Regions from separate parts of the Mus musculus genome. Here region 2 is linked to region 1. A link is a loop called in an ENCODE intact Hi-C map of the cell type or tissue named here. Cell type or tissue: left cerebral cortex. All regions are shown on one strand.

Region 1 (8,000 bases):
TGACCAAATATCTCTGTCTGTCAGGCCCAGAGGACACCGCGTACCAGTCTGAGTCCACGGGAGCAGAAGTTTAGTTTCTAGGCAGCCGTTTGAGTTGATCAGTCTGGTTTGTGGGGAAATGGCTAGATGTTTATTAACTCTTTCTGGCTTGTGCTGATCCTGTTTGAGGAGTGAATGGAGGGACGGCTCTTGTCCAAGGTGACTGACTCTGTTACCATCATCTGCTGGGAAGGCAAATGAGTCCAGGTTTTCTGGAGGAGAGAGTGAAGCAGCGATTGAGAAGATGTGAACTGGAAGATGTATGCGTGGTCCATGGGGCCAGCACACATCCGAGGGGGAGTTTGTCCATTTTGCATTTATGCAACAGTGAGGAATGAAGACAAAAGAAGTACCAGGAGAAGGAAGAGGAGGGTGAGGAAGAGGGGGAGGAGGAGGGAGAGGAGGAAGAGGAAGGTGAGGAAGAGGGGGAGGAGGAAGAGGAAGAGGAGGGTGAGGAGGAGGAGGAAGAGGGAGGAGAGGAGGAGGGAGAGGAGGGAGAGGAAGGTGAGGAGGAAGAAGAGGGTGAGGAAGAATAAGAGGGAGAGGAGGAAGAAGAGTAGGAAGAGGGAGAGGAGAAAGAGGGAGGAGAGGAGGAAGAGGGAGAAGGGGAAGAGGGAGAGGAGGTGGAGGAGGAGGAGGAGGAGGGGGTACCACCCACCCACAGAGCAGAATATTAAGAACTCAATGGAAGTCATGTTGCACCATTTATGGTTTTTGACATAGATACATATCTTTGATGCACTCTTCAGTATACTCTGTCCACAAATAGCAGGTGTCAGCTCTGTTGAATCTGAATTAGATTGTGAGCTAGGAAAAGAAATGGGCAAGGAAAATTAGGAGGTTTTGAAAAAAAATCTGTAGTGTAATTTGATTGGAAAATTCATCCATTCAAAACTATTTTCTGTACGTGTTTGTGTCTTGCTGCATGTGTGTCTGTGCACCACATTTATGCAGTGCCTGGGAAGGACTCTGGAACTGGGTTTACAGGTGGTTGTGAGCCACCACAGGTAGCTGGGAACCGAACCCCTGTCCTTTGCAAGAGCAGCAGTGTGTTTAACCTCTGAACCATCTGTCTCGACCCCTGTGTCTGCTAATGTCTTTGTTTGGGCGAATATGCCATGATTATGTAAAAAAATGTACGTGGGCCAGAGATGAGTAGAGGCAGAGGGAGTTTTAATAATCTCTTCATCTTTTCTTTTTAATCTAAAATTATCCCAGAATAAAAAGTTAGAGAAAGAAATGAAGAGCATTCCTATTTGGGAGAGATTGTGGGTGCTGACCTTGCTTTCTTAGTTTATAATGAGAATTATCTTATGTTAACTAAAGTCAAGAAAGTGCGCGATTTTGAAAGAAGAAGGTGGCATATGAAATAGAATTGTGGGGTCCTTTGGCTACTTGAACCTGTCTCCATCAGGCTTCCTGGGTCCTTTAGAGTTAAAACTCTGCCCTCCTGGGTGCCGCCTGGCAGGCCAGATAGGCTGCGGCGATTAGGAACATGGACTTTGGAATGAATCAGGGAGAGCTGGTTTGAAGCCCTGTCCTGCCAGCTGCATGGCCTTGGGCAGTCATTTTTGTCTGTGGCTTATTTTCTTAAAAAAAAAAAAAAAGTCTGTAAAATGTGTTTAATGACCCTGATCTCATAAGACTATTCCCAGAACTAAATGAGGCAATAGAGTGCTTGATACATAGCTGCACTACACAGGGGAAGGGCTAGAGACCCCTTCCCTACCAGAATCTGACAGTGGACTTGTCTCATCCACAATAACCAGTTTTTCTGAAACTGCTTGCCCGGTTGGACGGTGTGTGACTTCTAGTTTTTGGTGATTCCATAAATAAGAATTTTGGGGAATGTTACTTAAATGCAGAGCACTTGAGGGTCATTGTCAACCTACCTCAGTATCTATATTGCCACTGTCCCATGTCCAAATGATCGCTGTGGGTTGTGTGTATGTAGACTGTTTTCCGAATTAAGACAGTGGAGGAAATTCCTTCATAAGTGCTAGACTGTTCATTACCCTAGATCTTTGCAAGGAGCCATTGCCCTTATAGGCAATTACTTTCCTTTACTTCTGAGGACTGGAAGAGGAGTCACTGAGTGTCCCCAAGGAGGTAGTCACTGTCACCAAGTGGGAGGTATTCCCATGGGCTCACACCCTCAGCACAGCTGGTACCCTGGGTTGGCAAACCCAGTGCTCCCACAGAGAACAGAATGTCTTGCAGGTGGACCCAGATCCCAGACCACCTGTGTTCTGTCCCTAAGTAGCCACACAGAGCCCATCTGTCCCGCTCTCCTTTGGAACAGCACATTAGTTCATTACTCTTCTTGGATCTTTGTTCGGTGACTTTAGAACACTGGGCAAGAAAAAGTACCATCCTTACTCTACACAAAGCAAAACAAAACCCCAAACCAACCTCAGAGGCCCGGAGGCTTTGAACATACCATTTGGGAGAATGTTTATTTGATTCTGGATAAAAATAAACTGCCTTACCTTTGGAGAGAAGACACAATTAAATAACTTGACGGGCTTCAAAGGTTTCCTCTCCCTCGGCTTTCCAGGAGGGGAAATAGTTTTCAGAGTCATTTGAATATTAAAGACCCCGGGCGCAGGAGCCCTGATGGTCTGTGATGGACATCAGGAAGTCAATCAAGTGTCTTCCAAAAGATGGTTTTGTGCAGTCAAACAACAGTACCCGCTGCTCACTGCCACCTCTGATGTCGCTCCCCCCCACCCCCCACCTTGATTTGCCTATTTCAGGCCTGGCTGTGTGCTGAGAAACACAGTCCATTTGTTTCTGATGCATTTACACATAATTCATGGAGATACTACTTAGTGTGAGGCCCTTTAGCCCCCCCCCCCCGCCCCCGAAGGGCTTAGTCCCTCGGAACTGGAAGATGTTGGTCAGGGAAAGTGAATGCAGAGACCCAGGCTCTTGCTTTGTCCTTTACCTGGGCTCCATGGTGAAGTTTCTCCAGTGGCTGTTTATCCCTGTGAGTCTCTTCTCTCCTCAGCCCCCTCTGTAACCTCCAGGTCCTGTCAGCAGGGTGGACAGCACTGTTCTCACAAACTGTTTCGGGTGCTCGCTTATCCCCTCCACCCCCAACATTCCGTTCTGTGATTTTTTTTTAAATCTCATTTTTATGTGTTTATGTGTAATATGCATATACATGTGTATGTGCATCTTTGTGTGCATGTGAGTGTGTGTGCTAGACCTGAAGTTGAAAGTTGGAGTCATTCTGTGTCTTTTCCCTTAATTCAATGAGTCCGGGTTTTTAGTAAGACCAGAGCTTACTGCTAAGGCCAGTCCCCCTAGTCAGCTTGCTCCGGGGCTCCCTATCTCTGTCCTCTAAGGCTGGAATTACAGGTGGGGACCACACCCACTTGGTATTTATATCAGTCCTCAGGATTCGAACTCCTTATGCTTGCATAGCGAGTGCTTTAAGCACTGAGCCATCCTCCCAGTCTCCAGTGCTCTATTTTATAAAGTTACAAACATGTAGAAGAGTCGCAAGCATTTGCGTCCTGCACCCTTACCGCACTGATTTCACAAATGTGTTTTCCTTTTTAGTTCTACAGTTGGCTCAGTCTGCTGCTTGCCCAGCCTGATCCCGGGGGCCCTCTCTGTCCATTCCTATTCATGGACTCTAAACCTCCCTGACCAACTTCTGTCTTAGTTAGGGTTTTACTGCTGTGAACAGACACCATGACCAAAGCAAGTCTTATTAAAAAACAACATTTAATTGGGGCTGGCTTACAGGTTCAGAGGTTCAGTCCATTATCATCAAGGTGGGAGCATGGCAGTATCCAGGCAGGCCTGGTGTAGGAGGAGCTGAGAGTTCTATGTCTTCATCCAAAGGCTGCTAGTGGAAGACTTCTGTATTAGTCAGGGTTCTCTAGAGTCACAGAACTTATGGACAGTCTCTAGATAGTAAAGGAATTTATTGATGACTTACAGTCGGCAGCCCAATTCCCAACAATGGTTCAGTCGCAGCTGTGAATGGAAGTCCAAGGATCTAGCAGTTACTCAGTCTCACGCAGCAAGCAGGCGAAGGAGCAAGAGCCTCCACATAGCTTGGAACCCCAGCATTGCTTGTGGATATTTTTGAAGATAAGATTGACTTTGCAGCAGCAGACCTCAGACCTCTGGTAGCCACAGCCGATGCCACCAACCTTGGAAGTTTCCATGTGGCCTGTCCCCTCATGATGGCCTTATTCTTTGGGTTTTTTTTTTTCCCTGCCTAAGTTAGCTGTACTATTCTAAGGGAATTTCATATCAGCAGAGCCAGGCCGTGCATATGGAAGCCCCCTTACCCCACCATCTTACATTCATGTGTGCCTTGGTCCACAGCAGTTTAAAAATATTAAATGGAAAATTTCAGAAATAAATAATTCATAGATTTGAATAACGTTGACTACACTCTGTTTTAACTTTCCATTACATTATTAATTGCTATTATTAGACTCTTAAAGTCTATTTAACACATTCAGTTATATTACAGTTAGACACATATAGGAAAACACATAGGATAAAAGAGTTTAATGTTAGCCACAGTTTTGCCCTTCCACGGGGGTGGGGGGTGGGGGGGGGAGCGCCAGCCTTGGACTGTGCCTGCCTCAGATAGGGAGAGGGTTGTATTTCTATCACAGCTCACTCTGCAGGAAGCTTTTGAAACGCCACATTGTTGCATAGATCAGAGAGTTGCTCCTAGCATCTGCTGAGTCATGCTTTGTCTTATGACTTGAGCTGCTTTCATGCCTTGACTGTTTTGAATCAAGTCATCACAAACATCATTGAACAGAACTCACAGGAGCTTTGGGTAGGGAAATCAGGAGTGGACTTGCTAGACGTTAACACTGCCCTATGTCTGCATCGAAGTACCAGAGGTCTCTGCAAAGCTCCTGCTCCACTCAATACCCACCAACAATGGATAGGACTTTGAGTTGCAACAACCCCTGGTCACACACGATGCTGTCACTGCCCCCTTCACCTGACTTAGCCTTGTGACCAGGACCCCTCCTCCATCACCTGGGTCCCCACGTCCAGTGGAACGAGAGACACATAGTAGGCACTCAGCAAATGTTTGAATAAAGCACAGTGCTGCCTTTCTGTTACTTATCCCATACACTTTGACATGTGGCATCTGTTGCTTACCTAGCGCCACAAGCAAGGAGGGCAGAGGGCAGCTTGGAGGAAGGCTTGGTGTCTGCCCTTCGGGAAGGCCCGTGTGTCTGAGAGGACATGAATGACAGTAGGTTGGCTTCTGGGTCAATTTGCTGTCACTTTTCAGCAATGTGTCCTGGGCAGGTTACTGCTGTCCTCAGTGTTCCTGTCTGTGCAGTGGGATAGTAATAGCTTATCATGTGCAGGGTGAGGTTTGATCCTGTGCCCAGTATACCATGACCACCATGGTAGAGCTTGCTATTTGAAGCTGAAGTGCAGTGAGGATCCCTTATGGGAGAAAGGAAGACAGACCTTCTAGGGCCGAGGCACCAATTACTAAACTCCCGAGCCACCTCCACTGAGTTCCTGGGTTCTTCTCCCTATCAAGACCTTTCCAAGTTGGCAACTGAGAATTGCATAGACTTAATATAGTGGAGGTGAGTGAAAGGTTTTAATTTGTGTGTGTGAATGTGAACATGTGTGTGAGCATGTGTGAGAGTGTGTATGCCTGTTTGTGTGTGTGTGTGAATGTGTATGCCTGTGTGTGTGAATGTGTATGCCTGTGTGTGTGTATGCCTCTTTGTGTGAATGTGTATGCCTGTGTGTGTGTGTGTGTGAATGTGTATGCCTGTGTGTGTGTGTGTGAATGTGTATGCCTGTGTGTGTGTGAATGTGTATGCCTGTGTGTGTGTGTGTGAATGTGTATGCTTGTGTGTGTGTGAATGTGTATGCTGTGTGTGTGTGAATGTGTATGCTTGTGTGTGTGTGAATGTGTATGCTTGTGTGTGTGTGAATGTGTATGCCTGTATATGTGAATGTGTATGCCTTTGTGTGTGTGCTTGTGTATGTACCTTGGGTGTCATTCTTTAGGAGCTGTCCACACGGGTCTGCCTGTCCCCACCCTTCTTGTACTGAGATTACATGCCTGCCTCTGTGCTTGACTTTTCTAATGTGTTCTGGGCATTGAACCATGGTGCGTAAGCTTACATATGCAAGCACGCTGAGCCGTTTATAGACTGAGCTATCTCTCCAGCCTGGTTTGTTTTGTTTTAAAACGATTTGGAAAGGAAGTGCCGACTCCACCCCAGGCGTTAGCGCTGACTCTGCCCACGGACCCGGGATCATTCTAGACAGGTTTTTCTAACTGGTGTTTTCCAGTAATATTACAATAACTGAGACTCTGCAAGGACTTGATGCCTAGCCTGACCCTCTGAGCCTCACTCTTCTCGATGTGTCTTCATAGTGAAGAGTTATGCATGATCATCTGGTCTACCAGTGCCTATAGCATATCTATGTGATGGAGGCAGTCAGAAAGAGGGAGCTGGTCAGGGGCCAGAAGCCAGGAGCCAGGTCACCCTGCTGTTGGCTCTGCCCCCTCCTGCAATGCTCAGTTCCTTTCCTGTGGCCTCCTTGGCCGCTCCAAGCCAGTCCTCACTTCCCTTTAGGTTTGGGGAAGCGGAGAGCTGTTCTAACAGCTGGACCTGGTGTGGAGCCGAGACCCTCTGGATTCCCCTCCTGGCCTTCCCCTCTAACACCCTCTGCATCCAAGGTTGAGTAAGAGATGTTGGCAAGAGCTGGGAAAGACAACTCAATTGTTTCAACTTGCAGAGAAAGGGGGGGGGTATGAGGGGGCGGATAATGGGGGGGGGTGGTGAATGGTCCTAATCCTAGAATGGCTCACGTACACAGAACCCTGGACCCCACCCTGCCCCGATGCAAAACCAGAAACAAACCACAAGCAAGTTGCCCCCTTGTCTGTACACACACGTGGAGTCGGAGCAAGTTGCCCAAGAGGAGTTCTCTGGGGCCGGGCTTCCCAGCCCCTAGCTCTGTTCTTGGGAGAATGGTGAGTCTCTGTCCTGGACCTCTGTTGGGGGTGGCTCTGAGGGAGCGGGATGGGCCAGCCTAGTAGAAGCCAGGTTCCTTGCACAACCTCTCATGTAGCTTAGTCCCTGTCCTCATGGAGGTCCTTGCTCAGTGGCCTCTGAGGACAGCTTCTGTTCTGTTCCCTGGACTCGTGAGTATGGTAGCTGAGGTCCCCAGCCTGCAGGGAGAGGGCATCTCTAAGTCCTGCGGGCTTCATTCCTATGCAGGACAGGTAGGCTGCAGGCTCTAACACGCCGCCAGCCTGGCTCTAGAGGCTTCAGCACCAGGGAAAATTTGAAAAAAAAAAAAAAAAAAAAAAAAAGCCAGCAAGAAGGAGGGCGTGAGCAAGCGAGCTCAAGAGGGATCATTTTGTCTCAACGTGTTTGAAAGCGGGATCTGTGGCCAGTTGGTCCCCCCCACCCCCACCCCCACCCCCACCCCGCGACTTATTTACACAGTCTGTTCAGAGACACACTCGGGCCTGTTTGGATTGGGTGTTTGCTCCGGAGACGGGCCAAGCATTTCAGCGCTGTGCGTTGGCACTGCCACCTCGGCGGCACCAGGAGGCCCAGTCGGTCACAAGACCTCACGGGGCTCCATGCTCCCGACTTAGCCTTCTTTTACCTCCTCCTCCCCACCCCCACCCTTCTTGCTGCTGCTGGTCAGCAACCTTGGGCAGCCAGAGAGTGGGGTTGCCCATACCTTGGATGTGTCTTTCCAAATGAGGGTACTCCCACGCATAGGGGAGAGTGGAAAGTCTTTCAACAAGCTTGGGGGTGCAGACCCAGAGACTAAGCTCTGCCTCTAGCTATCAGGATCTGGAGTCCCTGAGGGCCTGGGCTGGAGCTGGCAATAGGTGGAATCTAGCCAGGGTGGGGAAGGCATGCAGAAGTTTACACAGGGCTGTTCTCCAGGGGATGCTGAGCTGGTGTGGG
Region 2 (8,000 bases), 150 kb after region 1:
CTTCGAGATGATTGAACTTGCAGAGGGAGTGTGACGGTTACGTGCACTTACTGTCATTATGCTTAACAGACTTGAGCATCTGTGGGTTTGGGTATAATAGAGATCCTGAAACCAGTGTCCCATGGATACCATGAGATAACTGCGTGTCTACACATACATGTGCACACACACACACACACACTCACACAATATCTATTGTTCTATTTCTCTACAGGACCTTGATTCATAAACATATCTAGCCTTCTTTAAAAACACTATTTTTAATCTTTGAAGTTGTCCTACATTTATTTGGTGTGTATTGATTATATTCACCCACCACTACCTTCCTCCAATTTCCTCTAGTACTCTGTATCCATTTCCTTCCCAACTTCAGAACCTCCTTTAAAAAAACTATTACAATTTTTAACACCCTGAGTCTAGTTAGCATTGCCCGTATGTGCTTGGGTGTGGGGTTATCCACTGGGGAACGAGCAGCCTACCAGCAGGGCCATATATATTCCCCCAAAGACAATGTGTCTCCCTCCTTCCACAGCTGCTAAGAGCTTGTCCTATGGAAGTGGAGGGTCTCAGAGAACCCTCCCCCAATCTGTGCTGGAATTCTCACTGGCTTGATCTTATGCAGGTCTTGAGTAGAAAAACCACATCTGCTGTCAGTCTTGGAGAGGCCACGTTGTCACATCTGGAAGGTCATATTTCCACATCTCTGTCCCTTCAGGCAGGCTTTATCGTTGCCCGTATTTGAATACCAAGAAGAGGGTATTTTAAGACCCACAGACGAGACTTCACACCAGAATCTCACAAAGCACTGCTGGCCCAGATCCTGCCTGCTGTTTGCAGAGATGCCAGCTTTTCATGGTCTTAAGCTCAGCTGTCTTTGGTCTCTGTCTTTCCTAAGTGGCTAGTGATCGGTCCTCCTCTACCAGTGAGAGAGACTGTCTCTCCCACTTCCTGATGGCTGTGAATATCAATCATCCCCGTGGCAAGTTACCTTTGCCATTTTGCAAGCCTTGCCTGCATAGATGCACGCCTTCAGAGAGGAATTCTCCTTCCTTCTTGGCTCACTGGCCTCCGGGGCTTGGCAGCTGCCTTGACTGAGTTTGTCACTGATTTTTCCCCATTAGCGATGGCTCCTCGCAGGTGGTTGAGGAAGGCGAGACCAGCAGAGGTTGTGGGTCAGGAAAAGGACACAGGAGTGGACCCTCATGATTGTCAGCTCCCACAGGAGCATCTCTGTTTCCTACGATGGGAGCAGAATAAGGAAAGGTAAAAGAGTAAGCTCGGAAGAGATATGATCCACTTAAAAAAAAAATCAGTCATAAAAATCAAACCTCCTAGGCTGTGTAACTGGGGTAGGGGGAGGAAGAGGTGGAAGGCTGGTCAGAGCTGGCCTCCACGTTTCCTGTTTTCAGGCAGGCGGGAAGCGGAGAGCAAACATCCTCCTTCTTCGTTTATGGTCTTTGTTCTTGCTCAGCCAGTGTGTGGTGCAGCAGGGTGGCCTCTCTCGGGTGCGTGCTCCTGTCTGCGTTATCTCCCTCGGATCAAAAGAGAAAAGGCATGAGAACGTGTTCCGGAGGCCTGGAGACGGCACACATGCCAGTTACGATCATGATCAGGAAAGCTGGGGCTGGGACCTGTGGGGAAGCTGGGATTGTGTTCCCCGAGACCTGTCTCCTCCCTGGAGACTGCTTGTCAATGCACCAGACCCTAAGCTGGACACTGGGGGAGGGATGAGGTCCCTTAATGAACTGAGCCTAAGGATGGATAACTAACGATGACTAATGCCAACAGCACAGATTAGACCGTTCAGTCCTTCGTGCGGCCTCCTGAGTGTCCCATTCTAACAAGCTTTGAGTAGCTTCTTCTGTTTTCCTCTCCCAAGATCTGGATAAGCCACAAGCATCCTTCCCCATTCATCCAACACAGTCCCAGTTTATACCAGTTTCCCCCCACCCACCCACCCAATGTGGTTACTAAGAGAAACTTTTCCCTTCTTAGAGTGTTCACAGTTTAGTCAAATCTGTAATCTCAGTAGGCGAGACAAGAGACTCAGAAGTAGGCTCAAGGCCTTTGGAGGCTACAGAGTGTTATCCAGGCCAACCTGGGGGAATTTAGTGAGACCTTTATCTCAACATGCAGAGTAAAAAGTGCTGGGGAATCCAGCTTAGTGCTAAAACACCTGCCTTCGTGTGTATGAGGCACCAGACTTCATCCCTAGTACTGAAAGGAAAACAGAGTGTTCTAGTTGAATTACGAATTTGAGGTTCTTCCTAGCTGTGGATTTGCGGAGCAGAGGGCTTGGTTGGAAGTAAGACCGATTGGGCTGCTCAGTCACTTGGAGCTTAAGGTTTTTAAAGCCAAGTCTGGGGCTGCAGTACCTGGCTCCCCCCACAGCCTGGGGAACGGTTGAGCAAGAAGGAGTAGGCCGCTAGGATGCACGGGAGCCGAGTCAGCATCCCATCCCTGCGAGAAGTTAGTCCCGGCTGCTGAAGCCCGTGTCGGTGAAGGGCTGAAGATTCAATCCAGGGCGGCAGGAAACTAGCAGAATCAAAGAAGAATCCAAGCGCGAACAGAATCAGTCTCCAAGCCCGGTATTTGTGGCAAGATGTTCCCACATGTCTAGTGGGTTGGATAGCTAAGAATACATGTCATTTGTTTAGCGTTTGGCACGGACGGGGCATGTTTGCATGTGATCTGGCTTGGGGCTCCCAGCCATGGGAGGCAGGGAGTTACCACCCCTACTCTTTAGGATGGGGAAAAACTTGTCCCAGACTGCATGGCTCAAAGGTGCCAGTATGTAGCATCTCCCAGAGCCTGTGTTCTATGTTTTAGCCTTTCACCTCATTTCTATGGAGACAGCATCGAGGCTGGCCAAAACTCGTTTTGCATAAGATAGGTGCTCCAATGCCCACTGCAAAATCAGCTTGTTCCCCGAGATCAAGGTTGGGGTTTTGTTCCTGTCATTGTACCGTCAGAAAATGGACTAGGGAAATTCCTATGCGTCAGGGATTGGTGGAAGGCCTGAGAACCCTTGTGCTAAGAGAAGGTATCAATCGCACGGGCTGATTTCTGTTTCTAACTTGTTGGAGTCCAGCCCTAGCACCAGCCGGGGGTAGGACCCAGCCTGGTAGGCAGCAGCTGTGAGCAGTGTTTCTGAGAGCCCAGCTGCAGGGCTCCCGTTCTCACTACGTGATCGGGGACATGTGAAGGCAGGACAATTGAACTGCCGGTGACCCCGAGGAGCAAGGAGGCTAATTAAAGCTTCTCTCCCCACACTTCAGTCAAGCCCCTCCTGCCCTTCCTCCCGATGGAGGGGCTGATAAGGAGGGATTGGATTTATGAAAAGAGATGAAGATGTTTGGATAAGCCTAGGTACCAAGGCAAGCCGGCCGGACGAGTTCTGGCCTGACCAAGGCAGCGGGGTGGCTGACAGAGCCTTACAGGCAGGGCAAGACAGGAGAAGAGGAAGGGGGAGAACGGAGTGCTAACCCTGACATCCCTCAGGCCTGTTCTCCTAGCAGTTCAGATGGAAATGGAGACTTGGGTGTCCTCCCATGACCCCCTCCCCCGCCCCCAGCTGCTCCCAGATCTGCCACTCAAATCCCTTGTGATTGGAAGCAATATCAGGGCAGGAGGCACAATGAGTCCGGACTTGAGATGAAGAACTTTTCCATTCAGAGGTGAAGAGGCCAGGCTGTCCCCAGGAGCTGAACACTGTGCAAACGGCTGTGCATGTAGCTGGTCCTCACGCAAGCCTTTCCTTTGAGTGGTGTGTTTATTATCAGGCTTGCTGTATTGCTAGATCATCAGTGACTGGGAGGTGGTTTGGTGCCCTCCTTAAGGACACCTAGCTAAGAAGTGCTAATCTAGATCCAAACCAAGTAGCAAATTTAAAAGGATATGTGTCAAGCAGTAAGACTTTGTTCCAAGGGATGGCATCCGCTAGCCATTCCTCTGTCTCGTGAGGCAAAGGGGGACTGCAGGAGGATCTATGTAGTTTCGGTGTTTGTTCTGGACAGTTCTGAGTCCTGACTGGCTCCTGGACAGGCAGTCCCTATCTGTCCCCCTCCACCTGTCCCTCTAGCAGCTACTGGGAGAAGGGTGCTAACCGAGCCCGGAGACTAACCCACTTCAAGTCTCAAGGACTGTCTGGGGAAGTCCCAGCTTCCAAGCTACCTAGAAGGGGGAAAAAAAACTAACATGCTTTCCATATAGGCAAGTTGGGGTGCTGTGGCTTCCTGGACTCTTGGTTTGGCCCCTGGTATTAGCTGCCCAAATGGCATGGCTGCCCTTTGCCTACTTCTTAGTACACCCAGCCAGCCACACTCAGCCTGCAGGCCATGGGATAGAAAAAGAAAAAAAGGGCTTGCTCGGCTCTGATGTTGGACCAGGGGAATGGCTGGTGAGTGCTGTGTCTGCAGAGCTGGATGTGGGCCATGCTAAAGCACTTCTAGATTCCAGGCAGAGCCAGAATCCAGTATGAGGGGGGAAGCTGGGAAGACAGTAGGTTTTTCTGATTCTAGTCTCATAGGAGATGAAGCCAGTATGCCACACCTCCAGGCTTGGCTCCTCCCTTTGGCAGAGCCAGAATTCCCTCCTTCCCTTTAGCCCACAGAGAAGATGTTAGGTTTCTATTCTGTGGCAGGACCATCCAGATGGGCTGATTCCAAAGCCATGTGTGATGTACATTGGCTTGAACAACTGATTATCTGTGCTTTTTACTCTTCCTTGTGAATTCTTTCACTCACAAGCAAACACACACACACACACACACACACACACACACACACACACAGAGAGAGAGAGAGAGAGAGAGAGAGAGATACACACAGAGAGACACACAGACAGACAGACACACATGCATGCATGCATGCAAAACTAGGAGCTAGCTCGTTAAGACTGGTCTAGCCTGGTCAGATAAAGTTTTGGCTGGGAGGCAGGTAGTATGATAGTCTAAAGGCAGGCTGAGAGAAACCTCTGCATGTTGATATCAAGTGTCTAGCCTTCTGGTTAAATGCAAAGCACGCTGTATAAACGAGCCCAGTTCATTGAAGCCAACAGCCCCACCCAACTGGATTTTAACACTGGTCATGGCACCCACGACTCACCACATTAGTGTCAGTTTAACGGTTGGCTACATGGGCCAGGGGTAATATTAATGATTACTTGTGAGTTAAGTGGATGTAGACCTTTTACATAGAAAGCTGCCGGCCTTTGCTAGTTTTTCTGGGCAGGACGTTGGGCAGGCGGGGATCGGCAGAGTGACCAGGAGCTCCATGGAGAAGACATACAAAAGGTCCTGAAGCCACAGTAGGTAGAACTGAGCTCTGGCCTGGTGCTTCATCCAGAAGGCCCCTGGGAAGGTGAGCTGCCTCCCCGTTGGGACTGAGTCTTTGTTTGAGAAAGGGCTTCCTCTCCAGAGCTAGAGTAGTGCAGAAGGCTGCTCCCTAAAGCCCAGAGGTGGAGAGACCAGGCCCCCAACTTCCTCTCTAGGAAGAAGCTGCCGGGAGAGGCCTAAGCTGGGTGTTCCCCGTGCCAAGAGGGGAATGCCCACCAGTGATTTACACAGACATTTATAGAAAGCATACAGGTTTACTCATTCATAAAATAGAAGAACAGAGTGTTTTCTCCCTGGCTGGGCTCTTGGGTAGTGTGGCTGATCACAATCATTTCCGGACATGCCCTGATTTGCCCGCAGGGAGAAGGCCAAGGCTGCATGGGAACTGGCTGCGAACGGAACCGCCCAGTGCAGGCTTCCTGCTGCATGCAGGACTGGAGCTACACTGAACTGATAGCAAGGGTCTCTTCCCAGCCCCAGGGCAACCGGTCCTCCTCTTAGACACTCTACCCTCGAGAGCATCCCAGCTTGTAGGTAGGTCCTGAAGGCTGTGCCTGGCACCTGGTGATATGAGGCTCTGAGGGCCACCATGTGAGATCGTAGGAGTACAGGGGATGTTCCCTGATCTTGTCAGGCCACCCATACTATCCAATTAAAGTAGGTAGCTTGGTGGGAGCACATTGGGGGCCTTCTCTTCCCCAACAGCCAGTGTCAGTCTCTGAGGACTCACTGAGCCCAGCCAGGTCCTGGCAGCCTTTCTGTGGGGCCAGACAGTGGGTGGGCAGCAGGCACTCATTTTGTCATAAGCCACAGACCCACAAAGAGTGATTTTCTTTCCCCGGTGCCGCTCTGGGTCCTCCAGTCCGGGATGGCAAGGGGCTGTGGGCTGAGCTTTCGTGTTGGATGTATGACCAGTGGAGCTGGCGGCAGGCTGCTGAACAAGAAGCAAGAACTAAACACAAAGCAGGTAGCAAAGAGGTTGGCGGTCTGGACCAGATGTCCCCTCGGCCTGCCATCTCCTCCAGGAGGGGCTCCAGCTAGGCTCTGCTGTGGGAATTCTTGAAAGCCTTGGGGAACCCTAAGCTCAATATGACAAAGGAGAGGGAGAGGAAGAGCAAGAGAAGGGAAGACAACTATGCGGGAGGAATAGGAAAGCAATAGCAATTTCTTTGCCAGTTGCTCTAGCAAAACTCTGCAGGCTTCAGCTTAAACGATGGGCGTTGGCCTCTCCCAGTTCTGAAGGCCGGAATAGAGAGGGTCAGCAGAGTTGGTCTCTTCTGAGGCCTCTCCTCTTCTTCCCTTGCTGACTGCCCACCACCTTATCGAAATGTCACCTCTCTGTGCTCACACATATCCATCCTAACCTCTCCTGGTGAGGATAGCAGGAGTATTGGGTTGGGGCCACTGCACAGAGCTGTAGTTTTACCTTGGACTACTGCTCTAAGGTTGGCTTCTGGCACATACAGGACCAGGACACAAAGCAAGGTGTGTTACTTGCTGTGGGATTCAGCATCATTCATGTGTCTTCGTCAGTGTAACTAGCCCAGAGAGAGGTGGGACCCTCTATGGGCACGCTGCTAAATATATCAAATAACTAACTAACCTGAGGCAAAAGAGGGGCCTGGAAGTATGTCATTTTTTCCAAGAGGAGGCAAGGTTACCTCCTATGCCAGAGGTTACCTCATATGTACAGAGGTGCAACACCTTAGGTAAGTCTGTGGCTTTTTGGAGCCTTTGGAGTCACTATCTCCAGTGTTCTCTGTGAGATCTGCATGGGGCACCAGGGCACACAGCAAAGAGCTAGAGTGTCTGTTGCCAAAAATGAGGATGGTAATAAGGCCCCTTGAATTGAGGCTGTTAAAAACTGCACCAAAATCCACAAAAATGTCAAGAATGTGGTATTTAGAGCCTGGTGTTTCCAGATCCTCGACTCTCAGTTCCAAGAGGCCAAGGCACACTCATGCCATCCAAGAATGTCTTTCTAGAGGTCCCTGTGTGTTCCTGAAGGCCTGTGTTTCTTCTGTTCTTGTGTTCGTTCTGCAAAGGGCTCACCAGCTCCCATGTGAAACCGAATCACTGCCCACGTGGTGGGAAGAGCCACCGGAAGCTCCCTCTGCATCCTTCAAACGCTGGTCCTTCCGGATGCGTGGGCTCCCTCATTGGTCCCATGGGGACTCCCAGTGTATTCATGAGGTCATTTGTATTTAATTTACAAGAGCGATGTGGAATTTTAGGAGATTAATTTTGATATGAGGACCCAACTTGGGTGGCAAGAGACAATTTGAAGGTGTTGCTGCTGGCTACATCCACTGCACATTTGAACACCAGTATAACTTCACATGACATTAATAATAGGGAGTCAAAAGTACGTGGCAATTGGATAAATGAATAGGCAGTTAGATGACAGGTGAATGGATAGACAGACAGACAGACAAGCAGGCAGGCAGATAGATAAATTGATTAATGACAGACAGACAGTTAAATGACAGCAGGACAGACACATAAAGGGTTGGTATTGTGACTTGAATATAAACTGTCCCTCATAAGCTCACATGTTTGAACTCTATGTCCCCAGCTGGCGGTACTATTTGTGAAGGAGGTGGAGTCTCTCTAGAAGTGGTTCACCGGAGGTAGATGGGCTCTGAGGTTTTATAGAATGGTCCCA

Evidence for each region. A loop is a pair of places that touch in the nucleus more often than their neighbours do. Peaks named below come from ENCODE experiments on the same cell type or tissue, not always from the same donor. Only the 100,000 strongest peaks of a DNase experiment are listed, where the experiment ranks them.
Region 2: it touches region 1 in a loop (2.2-fold over the local background); 2 of 42 quality-filtered maps call a loop at or near these places.

The regions. Positions count from the first base shown.
Region 1 is chr11:113,132,213-113,140,212 of GRCm38, reverse strand. All of the region lies in intron 1 of 2610035D17Rik (RIKEN cDNA 2610035D17 gene), which reads left to right. It overlaps Gm39467 (a long non-coding RNA gene), which reads left to right and starts at 5,981. Exons shown (of 2, transcript XR_880298.1): 1 at 5,981-6,748; 2 at 6,889-7,387. The region is part of intron 1 of LOC115487747 (a long non-coding RNA gene); the gene reads left to right. In left cerebral cortex, a CTCF peak has its summit at 4,676; DNase peaks (open chromatin) are centred at 6,280, 7,332, 7,602, 7,929 and 1 more place; H3K27ac peaks cover 1,137 bases.
Region 2 is chr11:112,985,596-112,993,595 of GRCm38, reverse strand. No RefSeq gene overlaps it. Among named protein-coding and RNA genes, the nearest start is that of Gm46301, 130 kb to the right of the region's middle. In left cerebral cortex, no CTCF peak of the experiment used is centred here; DNase peaks (open chromatin) are centred at 857, 1,039, 2,547 and 4,501.